Linked DNA regions of Mus musculus: region 1 is linked to region 2. Evidence: chromatin contacts called from ENCODE Hi-C or POLR2A ChIA-PET data. All regions are on one chromosome and are shown on one strand. Each heading gives the region's core, a stretch centred on a gene start or an enhancer-like site at or near the end of the contact. The rest is flanking DNA. Distances are from core to core; before and after follow the strand shown. Region 1 overlaps Frmd4a (FERM domain containing 4A). Region 2 overlaps Frmd4a (FERM domain containing 4A).

What was found. A loop is a pair of places that touch in the nucleus more often than their neighbours do. ChIA-PET counts read pairs that join two places held with the same protein, here RNA polymerase II (POLR2A).
Region 1: a map of heart shows a loop between it and region 2 (6-fold over the local background). The contact joins two enhancer-like sites. A Hi-C loop is called at or near these places in 12 of 37 maps with a recorded cell type or tissue (Patski, adrenal gland, gastrocnemius and 2 more). POLR2A ChIA-PET finds 5 or more read pairs at or near these places in 3 of 5 experiments (Patski and embryonic stem cell).

The regions. Positions count from the first base shown.
Region 1 is chr2:4,500,341-4,503,940 of GRCm38, reverse strand. The region is part of intron 5 of Frmd4a (FERM domain containing 4A); the gene reads right to left. The region is part of intron 3 of Gm39751 (a long non-coding RNA gene); the gene reads left to right. Among named protein-coding and RNA genes, the nearest start is that of Gm39751, 12 kb to the left of the region's middle. Within about 2 kb of position 2,136, at least 1 of the 3 ENCODE cell types and tissues checked has a DNase peak (open chromatin) inside an H3K27ac peak, as active enhancers do.
Region 2 is chr2:4,540,722-4,544,821 of GRCm38, reverse strand. All of the region lies in intron 11 of Frmd4a (FERM domain containing 4A), which reads right to left. Among named protein-coding and RNA genes, the nearest start is that of Gm39751, 29 kb to the right of the region's middle. Within about 2 kb of position 2,126, at least 1 of the 3 ENCODE cell types and tissues checked has a DNase peak (open chromatin) inside an H3K27ac peak, as active enhancers do.

The sequences.
Region 1 (3,600 bases), core at 887-3,386, 41 kb after region 2:
GCAGCTGCCATTAGCCCCTTTCCCCACCCCTGGCCTTTGAGGCTTATTTTGACCCATGCTTTCAGAGCATGACAGCTTTTCCTGCTCACTTGTAACTGTGAATGGACAGACTAGGATTCCCTGCTACAGCTAAAACCACCTAAGGTGGAAAGCAACTGGCAATGGAGGCTGAGCTCTGGCCTGCAAACACACACACACACACACACAGACACACAGACACACACAGACACACAGACACACACACGCATGCACACAGACACACATATGCACACACACATGAGTGCATACATGCCCCCCCCCCCAGAGCGGAAGAGAGTGTGAGTTGGGGCTGGTGGATGGGGGTGAGGATGCTATTCTACAGAAAAGGCAAATATTAAAAAAAAGGACACTGAGAAGAAACAGGAAGCTGAGCATGCACAATAATTAATGTAATCAGAATGATAAGAGATAATATTATATTCTTAAAGCAATCAAGTATTATTTTTATGAATATAGAGGCTAGAGGTTGACACCAGGAGTCCAATATCAAATATTTCTTTTGATTTGTGTGTATGTGTGCATTCCAGGCATGTGTGTGTGCCCGTGGAGGTCAGTAAAAGGCACTGGATCCCCTGGAGTGGGGTCACAGGCGGTTGTGAGCTGCTCGATGTGGGGGAAGGGAAACTAACTGGGTTCCTCTCCATGAACAGAAAGCCTTCTACCTTCTGAGCCATCTTTCTAGACTGAAAATAGGATATTTAAGAGAGAGAGAGAGAGAGAGAGAGAGAGAGAGAGAAAGCAGAAATACAAAGGTATTCTTTGAAACATACATAATACATACCTCTCTCTCTCTCTCTCTCTCTCTCTCTCTCTCTCTCTCACACACACACACACACACACACACACACACATACACACACTCATCATGGTTAAAAACCAAAAGAACAGATGAAAGGTATTGCTGACAGAAGCCTTTCAGAAAACAGAATAAAAGCCAGAAATGGAACCCTGGACACAAGCCTGCCCTAGCTTCTGATTCCTAGCACTTCCAAGGGGTGGGGGGTGGGGTGAAGGAAGAGATAACAAGGAGATATCAGGAAGAATATGAGTCTCCAGAATAAAAGTATCTACCTACCAGCCAAGAGATACAAAGTGTCTACAGAGACCAGCACTACTGAAATTTTAGATCAAGAGGAATGCAGAGAAAGGCCGCCAAAGATCCAGCTGTTGGGAGACAGCATGGGGAGTGGGGGGACATTTCCAATACATCACCTGATATTCTGAGAGATGCTGTTATGTGGTAGTCCCACATCTAATCAAACTGCTAAGCCAATGGTTCTCTCAACCTTCCTAACTAATGATGTGACTATTTGACACAGTTCCTCATGTTGTGGTGACCCCCAACCATAACATTATTTCTGTTGCTACTTTGTAACTCCTATTTTGCTACTGTTACTAAAGCAATGGGGCAGTATTCATATCAACCACAGCTGTATATAAAAAGATGGGTCAGTATCCAGATTAAGTTTGCATGGTACACACACACACACACACACATACACACACACACACACACACACTTTACCTAGTAATTATAATTCATAAAGGGTCATTTTACCTCCAATTCTGCTGCTTTCAACATAGTAACTGTTCTCTACACATGCATGATTGGTCCACCTAAATACATTATTATGCTAATCCTGTCATGTACACCTGTATTTGTTCAGGGTATGTGATGGGGTTGGTGCAATGCCATCATGCCAGGTACTCACGTGACAGCATCTACAGGTGCGTGGACCTTCCTAGAGATGATAGAGGAGTGGTGTCTCAGTTCCTAAAACCATCAGAAATATGTGCTTTCCGATGGTCTTAGGAAACCCCTGGGAAAGGGTCCTTCAACCCCCAAGAGGTCGTGACCACAGGTTGGGAACCACTGTTCTAAGATGCCATGAAGGGAGGATAAACACATTTTCAGACGTGTAAGGATATCCTTTCTCTAGATTTACTTGGGGATGCTGTCCAGGAAAACATCAGTGTAAAACAAACAAGCAAACAAAACCCAGAAGACAGATGACCTAATACAGAGCGGGGGTGGGGAAAGACCCAGACAGGAAGGTGGCCTCCCACGAAGGAGTTATGAAACCCAGCCAAGTTCGTGTTGGAACTGGAGGGCAGAGGGTTCCAGGAGGAAGACTCAGGAAATCACTAGCAGCAGCAGTCACAGAACTCAAACCAGAGGTTGTTGATGAATCGCCATTGATGTTGAGACAGAGTACGAGAATAGATCTGGGAATGGGTGGGAACTGTGAGCAAAAGCCAACGGCTCAGAGAAGCCAAACAAGCGAAAACAAGACAACGAATCCCTTTAGGTAAAACAACTCATTGTTTAAAAAAAGAAAAAAGAAAGAAAGGAATCACAGCCACGGGGAGATGCTTGGGTTAGTCATAATGTCACGCTGACGGTTGTTATGGCTTTTACCCAGAAGCAATGCAACTACCCCGAGAAACCCAGGAGAGGGAGAGTGTGGGTGGCTTCGGGGACACACTGATCCCAGTCTCTCTTACAAGGAATTCATGAATGGAGAGGGGACAGATCTGGAAGGTCTGGGACATTTATTTAGAAAGAAAGCGGCAAATAATAGAAGCAGCAGCAACATGACTCTAGAGGGCAGGCCTTGGGTGTGTAGGAGATGGTCACCTTTGCTAATGGGCCTTCAGGAGCCATTTGACCTCCATGGTTTAGGACAGTGTCTGTGCTTGTGTACGTGTGAACAGGGATGGCTGTCGGAGGACACCCTGTGGGAGGTTGGTCCCTGCTTCTGCCATGTGTGTCCTGGGAGGTCAAACTCAGTTTCCAGGTTTGGAGACGAGCACTATGACTGCTGAGCCACCATTGGACCTCTCGTTGCCCCTTAAGCTGTTTCCTATTACTTTAATAATAACAACACACACACACACACACACACACACACACACACACTTTGTGTTGTGTTGGGGATTAAACAGGGCCTCTCACTAGTCACTACACACTCCTAGTTCTGATTAAACCCAGTCCCTGACTTCTTTAAATAATTTTTTAAAAGATGTTTTCTAATTTGTTTTTATTTTGTATATGTGTTTTGTCTGCATGCATCTATATATGGCATGTGAGTACCTGGTGACCAAGGTACATGAGGTCTCCTAAGACAGGAGTTACAGACAACTGTGAGCCACTATGTGGTTGATGGAAACCAAACCTGGGTCCTCTGTAAGAATGACAAGTGTTCTTAACTGCGGAGTCTCCTCTCAGCTGCTCTGCTCAGTATCAAAAATACAACTTAATATTTTAAAATATAAATGGAAGTAGGTCTGCAAAGAGGCATGGTAAATAGCTTATTTTACTTCAACAGCGTAGTTCTAAAACACCGTAGGAGTTGGGTATGGTGGTGCAGGTCTGAAATTCCAGCTCTTCAGGGGGCCAAGGCAGAAAAATTTTAGTTCAAGGATAGCATGGACTATATGGTGAGTTTAAGGCTAGCCTGGATAACTTGGTGTGTTTTTTTTTTTAAAAAAAACAGTAAAAAGAGAGCCCAAGATATAGCTTAGCGGTAGAGTACTCGCCTAAAGCGGGTAAGGCCCTAT
Region 2 (4,100 bases), core at 877-3,376:
GTTACCACTGGTTTGTGGCTCTTTTGGCACGAGTGGGGCTACTGAATGCTCCCCTGCAGCGATCTGGGATCCAACTGGAGCACTTGGTTTTAATTTGCTTCCTTCAAATTGCATCCAGGGTCAACAGGGCTCCCAGAGTAGTGGGAATCTGTCCGCAAAGTTCAGAAGCTTGCCAGTCTCATGGGCGCTGCTATGTTGTCTGTCTGGGTGTTTATTTGAGTGTTATAAATACCCAGTGTCCTGTTTGACCCCTACTGTCCACACCATCAATGTGGCTATTTATATGGTCTTTCTCGGTGTCGGTGCACGTGCTGTAGGGCCAGGGAGGACAAGATGTCTAGGAGACTAGGCATTGGAATAGGAAGTTTATGGACCCAGGGAGACCACATGCCACAACAGACATGTCAGATGGGGAAGGAAACTACCCTAGCCATCTAATCAGATCTGGCTTGGGCATTGGTTCATACAGAGAACAGTTTAAGGTAGACATGGGGTTATCTATCTAGAAATTGGTGTTCTCAGGCTAAAGATAGATCAGTTGCTAATGTGCTTCCCTTGCAGATATAAGGACTTGAGTTTGGTCCCCAGAACCCATATGGGGGGAGCAGGGTGTGGTAGTGTCGTATGTTTTTATTTCAGCACCGTGGAGGCAAAGCAGGCAGGTTTGCTGGATGGCCAGTGTAGCTTACATAGGGAATTCTAGGGCAGTGAGGGAGTTTGTCTCAAGAGGAAAAGGTTAAGTGTCTGAGGAATGACCCTGGAGGTTGTCCTTTGACACCTGTGCAGGTGCACACACACACACACACACACACACACACACACACACACAGGAGCCAGGTATGGTAGGTAGCACAAGCTTGTAGTCACAGCTACATGGGCAGGTGAGACTGGATGATTTAGAGTTTGAGGCTAGCCTGGCCTACATGGTAAGTTCAAATCCAGCCTTGGTTATCTAGTGAGTTGTTATCTCAAAACAAAACAAACTTATCCACCTATGTGAGACAATGTGAGATTTTTCTCTGCTCAAAGACAAATGTTTTTCTCAAAGGTAGCAACAGGCTGATAGGAACACTCTTCCCAGAAGAGTGCAACATGAGCTGGTGCCCTGGGCATGCTCAGAAGAGGCTCCCCAGTAACCTGTGGGAACAGAGGGACCCTGGGTTCCCAGACTCAATAACCGAGGAAGCAATCTCCCCTTAACAAAGGGGCATTGTTTGTGCTTCTGTCTGCCTGTCAGGTTCAGTATAAAAGAGATGGTAATGATGCTTGCTAAGCCAAGGGCAGATGAGACTGTAATGATGGTTGCTGTGCCAAGGGTATATGCTCCCTCATCTTGACAGTGGGAGAGTCTTGGAGAAGTGAACTCACTCAAGGTGGAGACAACTGGGTTACATCCATCCTGTCTGTGCCTTTCAGTTACCACGTCACAGTAAAGGGACGCGTAGAGGCTAATGAGCCACAGCTCCCCAGCCCCACACCAGATGTGAACAAATTCCCATCATTCACTTTGGCAAAGGTTGCTGGTTTAAAAAGCACTTGTGTGTGTGTGTATGTGGCCATGCCAGACAAGCGTACAACCTCTGAGCCACATTCCAGCCCTTGATGGGGGCAGGGTCTTGCTCTGTAGCCAAGGCTGGCCTGAAACTCCAGGTTTCCGCTTCCCAAGTGCTGGGGTTCCAGGTCTGAGCCACTGTTCCTGGATTGGAGTCATTCTGGTAACTTCTGTCCTTCCCCCATCCATCTCCTCTACGTACCTGCTCTACAGCTTTAAGGCTAGCTCTCCCTGCTGACCCACTGCAAGGACCAGTGTCAGCCATAGGCACTGAGCCTTTGCAGGCCCACTCAGCTTAGCATTATGATCTAAGCAACGATAGACAAGGGGTGGCTCTTTGATCCTGAACCGTGAAGGAGGAAGGCTGCAAAGAATGCTAAACACATTAACTAGAGCTTCCTCTGGTGTGTATAGAGGTGTGGTTTCCAAGGAGAACAGACAAGCTGGGAGAAGCAAGGCACCTAGCCAGGGACAGGCAAAGTTAGAGGGCTCTGCAGCCAGCAATGAGTCAAAGCTGCCCAAACAGAAGCTGGACCAAGTCAGCGAGGAGCAGCATCCTTATCGCTCTGAGTCATTGAGCAGAGCCATCCCCCTGGGAGCCGGCTCATAGCTAATGGAATATTTCCTGTAAATATTATTTTCGCTTCCTGTCTCATCATCTAATAGAATAAAAAAAAATCTTTACTCATCTGGGGGAGGTGACAAGAACCCATCAAATACTGGAGCCACCGGCCCTGTCTCTGAACTACTCTCAGGGCTCTTAGGAAGCCACGCTGGCTGCTCCGGATGCTCCAGATACTTGGATTCCTCCTCCTAATGCCTTGGAAGGGACCTGGGAGTGCTTCTAATTGTGCATCTAAGCAGACATAAAAGCCCCCCTAAGTGCACATCAAATAAATAAGTAAATGCTGTCTACTGAATATGTAACAAGGCCTGACTGGCCAGTCCCTTCCCAAAGGATAGCTTTCATTCAATACACATGGCAAGGATAGAATCGCAAGTGCTGATCTGTGGCTAATGAGCACTGCCTCTATAGGAAGGTGTCTGTTGAGGCTCACATTTCACCCTGGGCTGTCTCAAAGCCCCACTGAGTTAGTATTTTCTGCTTTCTTCTTATCGTGGCTTCTGACGGCCAGAGGGTCAGTCTGTCCACAGGTCTGATGGTTGCAAAACAGAAGGATTTCACACAAATCCTGATCCCGGTAATGAAATTGAGCCGTTAGCCACAACTAACCCACACCTCTGTGACTGGGGCTGCACAGAAGGGTCTGATGGTCACGGAGATTAAAGCAGCTGTTGTTCCCTCAGGCTTTGATCTAAGGAATGTGAGGATCTCTTCTTTACAGGGAGCTCCTTGGGAGACAGACCTATTTATGCCCCCTAAGACCTTGATGCTGCCAGCTGAATCAACAAGACCATTCGGAAATATGGCATTTATTTTTGCATTCACATGCTTTAGAAAAGAAAGAAAGAAAAAAAATACTCTTGCTTTTACTACTAGCATAACTGGCAGAATGCTGTGACAGCCAGCGTCACTGCTGCTGGGCGGGTTTCAGGTTTTGATGTGCTAAAAGTCTCAGTACTTGACCACAAATGCAAACTAAGAGGTAGGCTGATATTGACCCTCAGGGCCAAATGTCCACTGGGTACCATTTCATTAATCCGGAGGTCAAGAGCAACCTAGGCAGTGAGTTATTTCTACACAAATGTTAAAGGTGGTTAGCAGCTGGGAGGAAGCAGGAGACCATAACCTATGGAGAGGCGGGGTGACCTTTGGTCTCCATGATCCTCTCGTTGTTCACTTTTATTGCTAAGCCAAGACAGATGTGTACATGTGTGTACATGTGTGTATGTGTGTCATTCCCTCCTCTGATTCTACATCATAACAAAGATATCCAGGACAACTGCCCATTGGCAAGAGTGATATTAGCTAAGGGATGTTTCTTATTGGAATGTGGTATGTGATGATTGGCAGGAGCTGAAATCTGCGAGGCTGGTGGAAGGTAAAAGGGAAAATTTCACTGGGTCAAGGATGCAAGCAATATTTCCTGAGAGTGGGTGGAGGGTGTCTGCAAAAGCTCACAGGACATGTTATAATGTATTCTCGGCAACTTTTGGGGGTTCTGCCTCGTCTTTATACACGACCTCATACATACAAGCAAGGAGCGTTGCAGAAGGGAATGCACACCCGTGGCAGATTTCATTGTTTTTAAATCCCATTTGCTGATACTTTAGGGCATTTGGGGGTTGAGTCTTCTCTGCACAGCATTTGTGCTGAGCGGTTTTTGTCACCTTCACACAAGCTAGGGTCATTTGGGAAGACACCATTCGAATGAGAACACACCTCCATCAAATTGCCTATGGCACCTCCTTGATTAATGAGCCGTATGGGAACACCCAGCTTACTGTGGGCTGTTCCACTCCTGGGCAGGTGGTCTTGGTGTATAGGAAGGAACACTGAGCAAGCCATGGAAAATAAGCCAGTAAGCAGCTCCCCGACTTCAGTTCCTGCCTCCAGGCTCCTACCCTGTCTTCATTTAGAACTTTT